Linked DNA regions of Homo sapiens: region 2 is linked to region 1. Evidence: chromatin contacts called from ENCODE Hi-C or POLR2A ChIA-PET data. All regions are on one chromosome and are shown on one strand. The core of a region is the stretch at or near the end of the contact, and the rest is flanking DNA. Distances in the headings are between cores, read along the strand shown. Region 1 holds the start of USP8 (ubiquitin specific peptidase 8). Region 2 holds the start of TRPM7 (transient receptor potential cation channel subfamily M member 7).

Region 1 (4,257 bases), core at 1,637-4,136:
AAACTGTAATATGCCATTACAACATAAAGTATTACGGTTAAAGAAATTGGAAATGGGTCAGGCGCGGTGGCTCACGCCTGTAATTCCAGCACTTTCGGAGGTTGAGGCAGGTGGATCACAGGTCAAGAGATCAAGATCATCCTGGCCAACATGGTGAAACCCCATCTCTACTAAAAATACAAAAATTAGCTGGGCTTGGTGACATGCTACTCGGGAGGCTGAGGCAGGAGAATGGCGTGAACCCAGGAGGCAGAGGTTGCAGTGAGCTGAGATCGTACACTGCACTCCAGGCTGACAACAGAGCAAGACTCCATCTCAAAAAAAAAAAAAGAAGAAGAAGAAAGAAAGAAACTGGAAATTGGAAGTGTACCTGATTCTTCATCTGCTATATAAATGCAAACAAGAGTCCAATACAACTTTGTCATCAAAATTATAGTAGGCAAAGCACGGCCACAAATTCTTTGACATTTTTCCTTTCAAAGGTGAGGGTTGTACGCTGGTCTTTGCTCTAACCAACAGAGTATGTTGGAAGTAATGTTGTGCGAATTTCTGGGCTCAGGCTTTTTGGGAGACTGGCAGCTTCTACTTCCTGACTCCTCAAACATGTATTCTCGGAACCTAGCCGCCATACTGTTCAAGTCACGTGAAGAGGCTATGTGTGGGCATTCCAGTTGACATTTCCAGCTGAACTCCTAGCCAACATCAAACGCCTTCACGTGAATTAGCCATTTTGGATGTCCAGACCAGCTGAGCTCTCGGTTGACTCCAAACTCAGCTGCTTATCTGAATACAAACGCATTAAACTCTAGGTGAAAACCACTTAGCTAAGTCCAGGCAGGCCAGAGAAACAGGAGAGATACTAAATTACAGTTTTAAGTCACTATGTTTTGGAGTGATTTGTTATGCAGCAATAGGTAACTGGGACAACAACAAGGTATTTTTTAAATGTTTCCTTAATTATATCTAATTTTATTAGCAACACATACCTGAAGACATTTTTTTCCTTTCACTTCCATAAATATGAGTGCATTTTCATGGAGAAAAGTTCGTAATATAGTGCTAGACTTATGAAAAAAATTTAATGTACTGGCTTTATTTTCCAACTGTCTTACCCAAAAGTCATTTTGATTATTTTCCATTATGTCCACGCTTTTTATTTTTTATTTTTTGAGACGGAGTTTTGCTCTTGTCACCCAGGCTGGAGTGCAATGACGCAATCTCGGCTCACTGCAACCTTCGCTTTCCAGGTTCAAGCGATTCTCCTGCCTCAGCCTCCAGAGTAGCTGGGACTACAGGCGTGCACCACCACGCCCAGCTAATTTTGTATTTTTAGTAGAGACCGGGTTTCGCCATGTTGGCCAGGCTGATCTCGAACTCCTGACCTCAGTGATCCGCCCACCTCCGCCTCCCAAAGTGCTAGGATTACAGATGTGAGCCACTGCGCCCAGCCACGTCCACATTAATAAACAAATGCCCATAAAGATTAAAGTCCAAGTAAATATATTAAAAAACGAAATGCTAAAAAAGGCACCTTTAAAACATTTTTGTTAGTTTTTCTTATACATTGTTTTCTTAAAAAAACAGATGTCTATGTGCAAAATTTCATTAATGAGAGGTGTATTTTTTTTTTAAACTACTACAGGGTCTTCACTAATATTAAAGATGCATCCAATGTGTCACAAGAAAAGGAATACATATTTCAAAGCAGCCATATCAACATGATAAAGACATAACACAACCGATATCACCTTCCAGATATGCTTAATAGTCCAGGGATATGCTGTAAGGAGAAACTACCCAAATCCATCATGAATGACATTCACCAACGAATCTTAAACAGAATCGGCTGAAATGCAAAAATCTGCTTACATAGCAAAGCCGCAGCAGAGCAAGCCTAAAACAGGAATACTTCCTTAACAAATACCACTTGGCATTTTTAATGGCTGCAGCAAGATATTTACAAAACTAACGATGCTTTGCAGATTCAGAAAAGGTAACATCCTTTAGATATAAATCCCTTTCATCTGAAACCCTCAGGTCTCTTAACAAATACTAAATTCCTTAGGCTCTGCAACACCTCCGTGTCAGGTAAATTTTTTGTTAGTGATTAAGTGACTTGTTCAAGGTCACAGAATGAACTGGAGGCAAGAAATAAACCCAGGAGGGTGGTCTGCAGCTTTATAATGCACATCACTGCTAGTAAGGATTCTGATAATTTCCAAGGTGGAGTGGCGGTGAAATTAACTTGTCCCACAACTCTAGGATGGAAGGCACTTTTTAGGGGAAAAAAAAAAAATCTTCTATTTGAGGAAGTCATAGTTTTAACTCTGACAAGCTTATAGGGTCTTTAAACTCAAACTTCACTAAAATCAAGTGTGACTGGGGAAGAAGAGAAACTGGGAAACAGTTTTAGGAGCTACAGTAAGGCCTGGGATTGTAGGCAGATTGCAGAAAAAAAAAAAAACCGGAAGCAAGAGGAAAGAGGTCAAAGTCGGGTATAAGTGTCCAAGAGAACGGAAGATTGGTCAAAGCCACCTTTTAAAACCAAAAAAACACACGAAACTCGCTTGGCAATCCTAGGTAGATGGCGTAAAAGACTCAAGGTTGGGCCTTTCCTCTCCACAAGCTGATTCTACCTTTAGGAGTTGTCCCACTCCTCTCCGCGGACAGAGCTTGTCTCCGGGGTAACCAGCAGCTGGTGGAAGGAAAGGCGTTCATCGTTCACAGCGGACGACTTCCCAGAGAACAGGTGCTAGGGCCCAAGACCCGCACTCACCGTGACGCCGGGCGCGCTTCACTAACGCCAGCCTTCTCGCCAAATGCCCATCTCCCAAGAACTCGAGGGAGAATTAGCCTTGGCTACCAGGACGGAAGCCAGCCCAGCTCACCCCCTTTTCCCGATTTGCATTGCGAGGCGACGCGTCGCGTCTCCAGACGTCACGGCAGGGGCGGGGCTTCGCGTGCGCTCCCTTGACTCCTCTCTCTTCCACCGCCCTCCCCTTTTCGGTGAGGGCCGCGGGGCGAGGGATGGTCGAGGGAGGGTCGAGGAGGACGTTATGGGTGGGCGGTGGCGGCAAGGGCGGGGTTTCTCTGAGTCGGGTCAACATAGTTGGCCGGTCCCTTACCCCCCGCACTGCACCCTGCATTTCCGGGTTGCAAGGCGGCGCCTGGGCCTTGTTGTGGAAGAAGCAAGGTTGCTCTTGCGTCCCTTTACTACGTTATTTTCCTCCTCAGATTGGAAATTAGAAAAAAGGGGATTTAACGCCCCTCTATTTCTGGCTAAACATTCTCTGAAGCCAAGCCTTTGGTCAAAGAAAAACAAGTATTATCCTAAAACATATTTTATGTACAATTTTTAACGTCACTTAAAAGGCCCCGGCGAGGCTGGGCACGGTGGCTCACGCCTGTAATCCCAGCGCTTTGGGAGGCCGAGGCGGGCAAATGATGAGGTCAGGAGTTCGAGACCAGCCTGGCCAACATGGTGAAACCCCCGTCTCTATTAAGAATACAAAAAATTAGCTTGGCGTGGTGGCGTGCGCCTGTAATCCTAGCTACTCCAGTGGCTGAGGCAGGAGAATTGCTTAAACCCGGGGAGCGAAGGTTGCAATGAGCCGAGATCGCGCTACTGCACTCCAGCCTGGGCAGCAGAGCAAGACTCCGTCTGGTTGGGCGAAGGCCCCGTGTAATAGAAACGAAATGAGACGTCTGAACTTTCTCGCGAGCTGATCTTTGTACTCTCTTAGAGAAAGGTGATTGGATGCTCCGGTTGCCTGTAAACATAAAATTGACTTGGGTGGAGCTTTAGGCAGTAGTCACTAAGTCCTCAGGAACATTCCAGGTGTCTCAGGGATGGGAAATCTGGCTAGCGAGGTCTAGTAAATGCTTTAAGTGAAAGTGTGTGCCACATGGTACAGTGTACACTGCTCGGGTGATGGGTGCACCAAAATCTCAGAAATGACCACTAAAGAACTTTTCCATGCAACCTGTTCCTCCAAAACTACTGAAATAAAAATTTTTAAAAATAAAAAAGGATAAAATAAAGAAAGTGTGTTCAATGAATTTGTGATGAAGGCCAGGTTGCAGTGGCCCAGGCCTGTAATCCCAGCACTTTGGGAGGCTGAGGCAGGAGGATCCCTTGATCCCAAGAGACAGAGACCAGCTTGAGCAACAAAGGGAGACCCTCATCTCTACAAAACAAAAATTTAAAAATTAGACCGGGAGCGGTAGCTCACGCCTGTAATCCCAGCACTTTGGGAG
Region 2 (4,313 bases), core at 255-2,754, 260 kb before region 1:
CAGAGTTACAAAGTTCTAACGAAACAAAGCACTCTAATCTCATTTTATTTTGATTTTCCAGTTTGTCTGCCTCTACCTTCTAGATTATAAACTCCCTACAGGCAGGAAATGTGTAGGCCCAACTGAAATCCAGAAGATAAACATTTATTGACTGCATGCATAAATTAGTCAAGATGCCTTCCCCAAGGCTGACAATTTAGTGTGACACATATATTAAAACATTTTTAAGTCTTGGTTCTGCTGGACCTGCCAGATGGGGAAGAAATACACAATACCTGAAGATTGTTCACAAGCTGGGGGAACCAGTGGGTGGATTAGTTTTTTTTCTGAGAGAAGATCCTACTTCAGTGAATTGTGGGTCATAATGTTTGAGAGGCAATAATTATGCTGAATGAAAGAAGTTAGACGGAAAAAAAAGGTGCGTGCTGTATGATTCCCGTATATAAAACTTTAGCATGTGCAAACTTATCTGTACTGAAAGTAGATCTGTAGTTGATAAGGGACGTGATGGAGAGGGACGAGATGAAGGGATTATGAAGGGGGGGGAGGAAACTTAGAGGTGAATACGTTCATTTGATTATGGTGATTTCATGGGTGCACAGGTATGTCAAAACTTATCAAATTGGACATTTAAATACGTGCAGTTTGTCATGTCAATTATTTTAAAATAAAGTCGTTTTTAAAAAAGAGATAAGACAGTCAGATCCCTGAGGGTCAGATTGAGGAACTCTCGAAGACTTCAGGAGCAGAAAGATGTTAAAGCAGTTTTAAGAAAATTAAACTGATTGTGGTCTTCCCAGTAGATAAGGAATAACATTTAGTAAACCATTGCTAATAGCCAAACCTTGGCATGTGTGACAGCAAAATAAATGGAAAGGTGGATAGGTACATATTACATCAAGGGAACAACCCAGTTTTTGGTGCAGAAGGTGTGGTGTATGCGTGTATGTGGGTGAGTATCTCTGGAGGGAAAAAGACAGTCCCATAGTTAAACAAAGAAGAATATTTACCGGCAGCAACAGGAGAGGCTAGAGAAAGAACATGATTGGGGTAAAAAGATGATTCTGCATTTTGGACGAGGAGAGAGTAACATTTAAAGCCTCTACTCGCTCTGAAGCACACAGAGTGTGTTGCGACACTCGAGTTTGCTGGAGCGAGTCGGCACAGGCCAGGCCTAGTTAGCGGAATGAGCCCACACAGCAACTCCAGACTGGATCCGCAAGCCTTGAACCTTAACCCTCAACCTCCGATTCCCCAAGTTCCACTCTCGTAGCTGAGGCTGAAGTTTGTCTAAGTCCCGCCTAGGTACCCAACGGAGATACGGCGTGAACACCCCACCACTTTCTGGGAACCCAGAGGCGGTCGGCGTGGCGGCGCGAACCTGCCCAGCGCGTGCGCGCGGCGCGCAGGGAGGCGGCCTGGAATCGAGGGAGCGCGCGCCCTTCACGTGACCCGACCCGCGGGCGGCGACGCACGCGCCGCGCCGCGCCGCTCACGTGGTCCGTCCCCAGCCCCGTCGCCGGCGGAGGCGGGCGCGGGCGCGTCCCTGTGGCCAGTCACCCGGAGGAGTTGGTCGCACAATTATGAAAGACTCGGCTTCTGCTGCTAGCGCCGGAGCTGAGTTAGTTCTGAGAAGGTTTCCCTGGGCGTTCCTTGTCCGGCGGCCTCTGCTGCCGCCTCCGGAGACGCTTCCCGATAGATGGCTACAGGCCGCGGAGGAGGAGGAGGTGGAGTTGCTGCCCTTCCGGAGTCCGCCCCGTGAGGAGAATGGTACTGGACCCACGCAGGCCCGGGCGGGGAATGGTTCTGGGGTTGCGGGCGGTAAAGGAGAGACTTGGCAGGCAAGTGTGTGGGGAGCCGCGTTCCATGCGGCGAAGGACCCTCGAATTGCCTTGAGGCTTCCGGATTTGTCCTCTCGGGACGGGTGTGCAGTTCGTTCTGGGGTGAGGGGCGGGAGCAGGTAGCAAGTTAGAGGCGACACCTCTTCGCGGGAATCCCCTGAGCCGAGACTCGGCTCCCAGCGAGGGCCTCTCCAGGCGGCAGAGGCGCGAGCCCGGGACTACCTGGCTGGGCTCAGCTGAGCGGCCTCAGCGCGCCCGACGCAGGGCTCAGCCTACAAGCTCCGCATCTCCTGGGAGCACGGTCCTCCTGGCGCCAGTTGCTGGCAGATAAGGGAACCAAATGCTCTGCTCAAGTTTTACATGGAAAAAAGGGAGGGAGGGCTAGAAGGGTGCAAAAAGGGGGTAGAGGACACGGGTTTGGAGCAGTGCCTTGTTTGCTGTGCAGCGGATACTCTACAGGTACATTTCCTTTTTGGAACCAAAAGGGAGGGATTTGACAATATTGATGGTAGATCTTTTTTCTTTAGCAAGAATTAAGGATTTTGGTGGGTGGGGGGAGGCTTCTGTGGGGACCAAGACAATGTACTGTCAGTCAGGATTTAAGTCGAACTACCGCATCCCTTGCCCCAGAGAACAGTTGATCGTGTTTTAAACCGAAAGGTGCGGAATGGAGAGAGGGAGGCGGTGCATTGCAGCTTCCGATAGAGCTTTTTATTTTTGGATATCAGGAACCAATTTTGAAGATTTCTTAAGAAAGTCATTTACATCAGGGACATGAAGAGCAAAGTAGGTATTTTTGGTCAGTACTTGAATTTGATAGGCTTTATGCAAACAACTCTCCCTCTGCTGGAGTCTGGCAAGTTTGCTTTTCACTGGACGCTAATTCAAGTGCCATACAAAACTAAAATAAGAGTTTTACTTATAACACAAATGTAGTAATACTTTGAATAAATAATGTGTCTTTCACTATTTTCCACCTTATTCTTTTTTGTTTGTTTGTTTTGAGACAGGGTCTCACTCTGTCGCCCAGGCTGGAGTGAAGTGGCGCGATCTCCGCTCACTGCAACATCCGCCTCCGGGATTCAGGCGATTCTCCTGCCTCAGGCTCCCGAGTAGCTGGGACTGTAGCCACCATGCCCGGCTAATTTTTGCATTTTTAGTAGAGACGGGGTTTCACCATGTTTGGCAGGCTCGTCTCTTAATTCCTGACCTCAGGTGATCCGCCCGCCTCAGCCCCCCAAAGTCCTGGGATTACAGGCGTGAGCCACCGCGCCAGGCCAACATGGGAGATTTCAAACTTGCAAAGATACATTGTAGAATGAACTACCATATACCCATTGGCCAGTTTCAACAGCTTCAACCATGTGAATTTTATTTCTTCTATCATTCCTCAATGGGATAATTTTAAAGCAAATCCCAGACAAATGTCATTTATGGATACTTTATTGTGTTTATGTCTAAAAAGACAAGGACTTTTTAACATAACCACAATATTATTATCATGCCTAAAAATTAATAATTGCTTAGTATCATTAAATATTCAGCATATTTCCCTGATTGTCTCATGTTTTAGTCAGTTGATTTGTTAGAATCAGGTTACAAAGAATTCTGCACATAGCATTTGGTCGGTAACTCTTTCAGTCTCTAGTACCTTCTCTCTTGGGGTGTGGGGGTGTCTTTTACCATTTATTTGTTGAAAGAAACCCATCATTTGCCTTGTAGAATTTCCATCAGTTTGGATTTTGTTGAATGCATCCCTGTAGTGTCATGTAACATGTTTCTTTCTCCTCTGTATTTTTTTTTCTTTTTTCTTTTTGTTTGAGACCGAGTCTCGCTCTGTTGCCCAGGCTGAGTGCAGTGTAGCGATCTCGGCTGACTGCAGCCTCCGCCTCCTGGGTTCAAGTGATTCTCCTGCCTCAGCCTCCCGAGTAGCTGGGACTCCAGGTGCGAGCCACCACACCCGGCTAATTTTTGTATTTTTAGTGGAGATGGGGTTTCGTCATATTGGCCAGGGTGGTCTTGAACTCCTGATGTCCAGTGATCTGGCTGTCTCACCTCCCAAAGTGTTGGGATTACAGGCATGCCCCACTTTGCCCAGCTTCTACTCTTTATTTCCTGTGAACTAGTTAGTAGTTAATCTAAAGACTTGATCAGTAATCGGGCGTGGTAATCCTAGCTACTCAGGAGGCTAAGGCAGGAGAATCGCTTGAACCTGGGAGGTGGAGGTTGCAGTAAGCGGAGATCCTGCCACTGCACTACAGCCTGGGTGACAGAGTGAGACTCTGTCTCAGAAAAAAAAAAAACGACTTAATCAGGTGGGGCGCAGTAATCCCCATACTTTGGGAGGCGGCGACAGGCTGATCCCGGATCACTTGAGGTCAGGAGTTCAAAACTAGCCTGGCCAACATGGTGAAACCCCGTCTCTACTAAAAATTAGCAGGGCGTCGTGATGGGCACCTGTAATCCCAGCTA

What was found. Hi-C counts contacts between places; a loop is a spot of excess contacts on that map. ChIA-PET counts read pairs that join two places held with the same protein, here RNA polymerase II (POLR2A). Pooled maps may share reads with other maps.
Region 2: a map of B cell shows a loop between it and region 1 (17-fold over the local background). The contact joins the promoter of TRPM7 here to the promoter of USP8 in region 1. A Hi-C loop is called at or near these places in 8 of 168 maps with a recorded cell type or tissue (B cell, CD4-positive, alpha-beta T cell, CD4-positive, alpha-beta memory T cell and 3 more), 3 of 37 single-sample maps with no recorded cell type and 20 of 50 pooled maps. POLR2A ChIA-PET finds 5 or more read pairs at or near these places in 4 of 52 experiments (activated CD4-positive, alpha-beta T cell, activated T-cell and activated naive CD8-positive, alpha-beta T cell).

What each region holds. Positions count from the first base shown.
Region 1 is chr15:50,423,034-50,427,290 of GRCh38, reverse strand. It overlaps USP8 (ubiquitin specific peptidase 8), which reads right to left and starts at 2,886. Exons shown (of 20, transcript NM_005154.5): 1 at 2,777-2,886. RefSeq lists enhancers at 2,639-3,028, 3,067-4,063 and a silencer at 3,139-3,188.
Region 2 is chr15:50,683,988-50,688,300 of GRCh38, reverse strand. TRPM7 (transient receptor potential cation channel subfamily M member 7) reads left to right here and starts at 1,504. Exons shown (of 39, transcript NM_017672.6): 1 at 1,504-1,770. The coding sequence starts at 1,768. LOC128092252 reads left to right here and starts at 1,584. Exons shown (of 4, transcript NM_001414947.1): 1 at 1,584-1,770. The coding sequence starts at 1,584. RefSeq lists enhancers at 1,113-1,292, 1,603-2,022, 1,552-2,416 and a silencer at 1,383-1,552.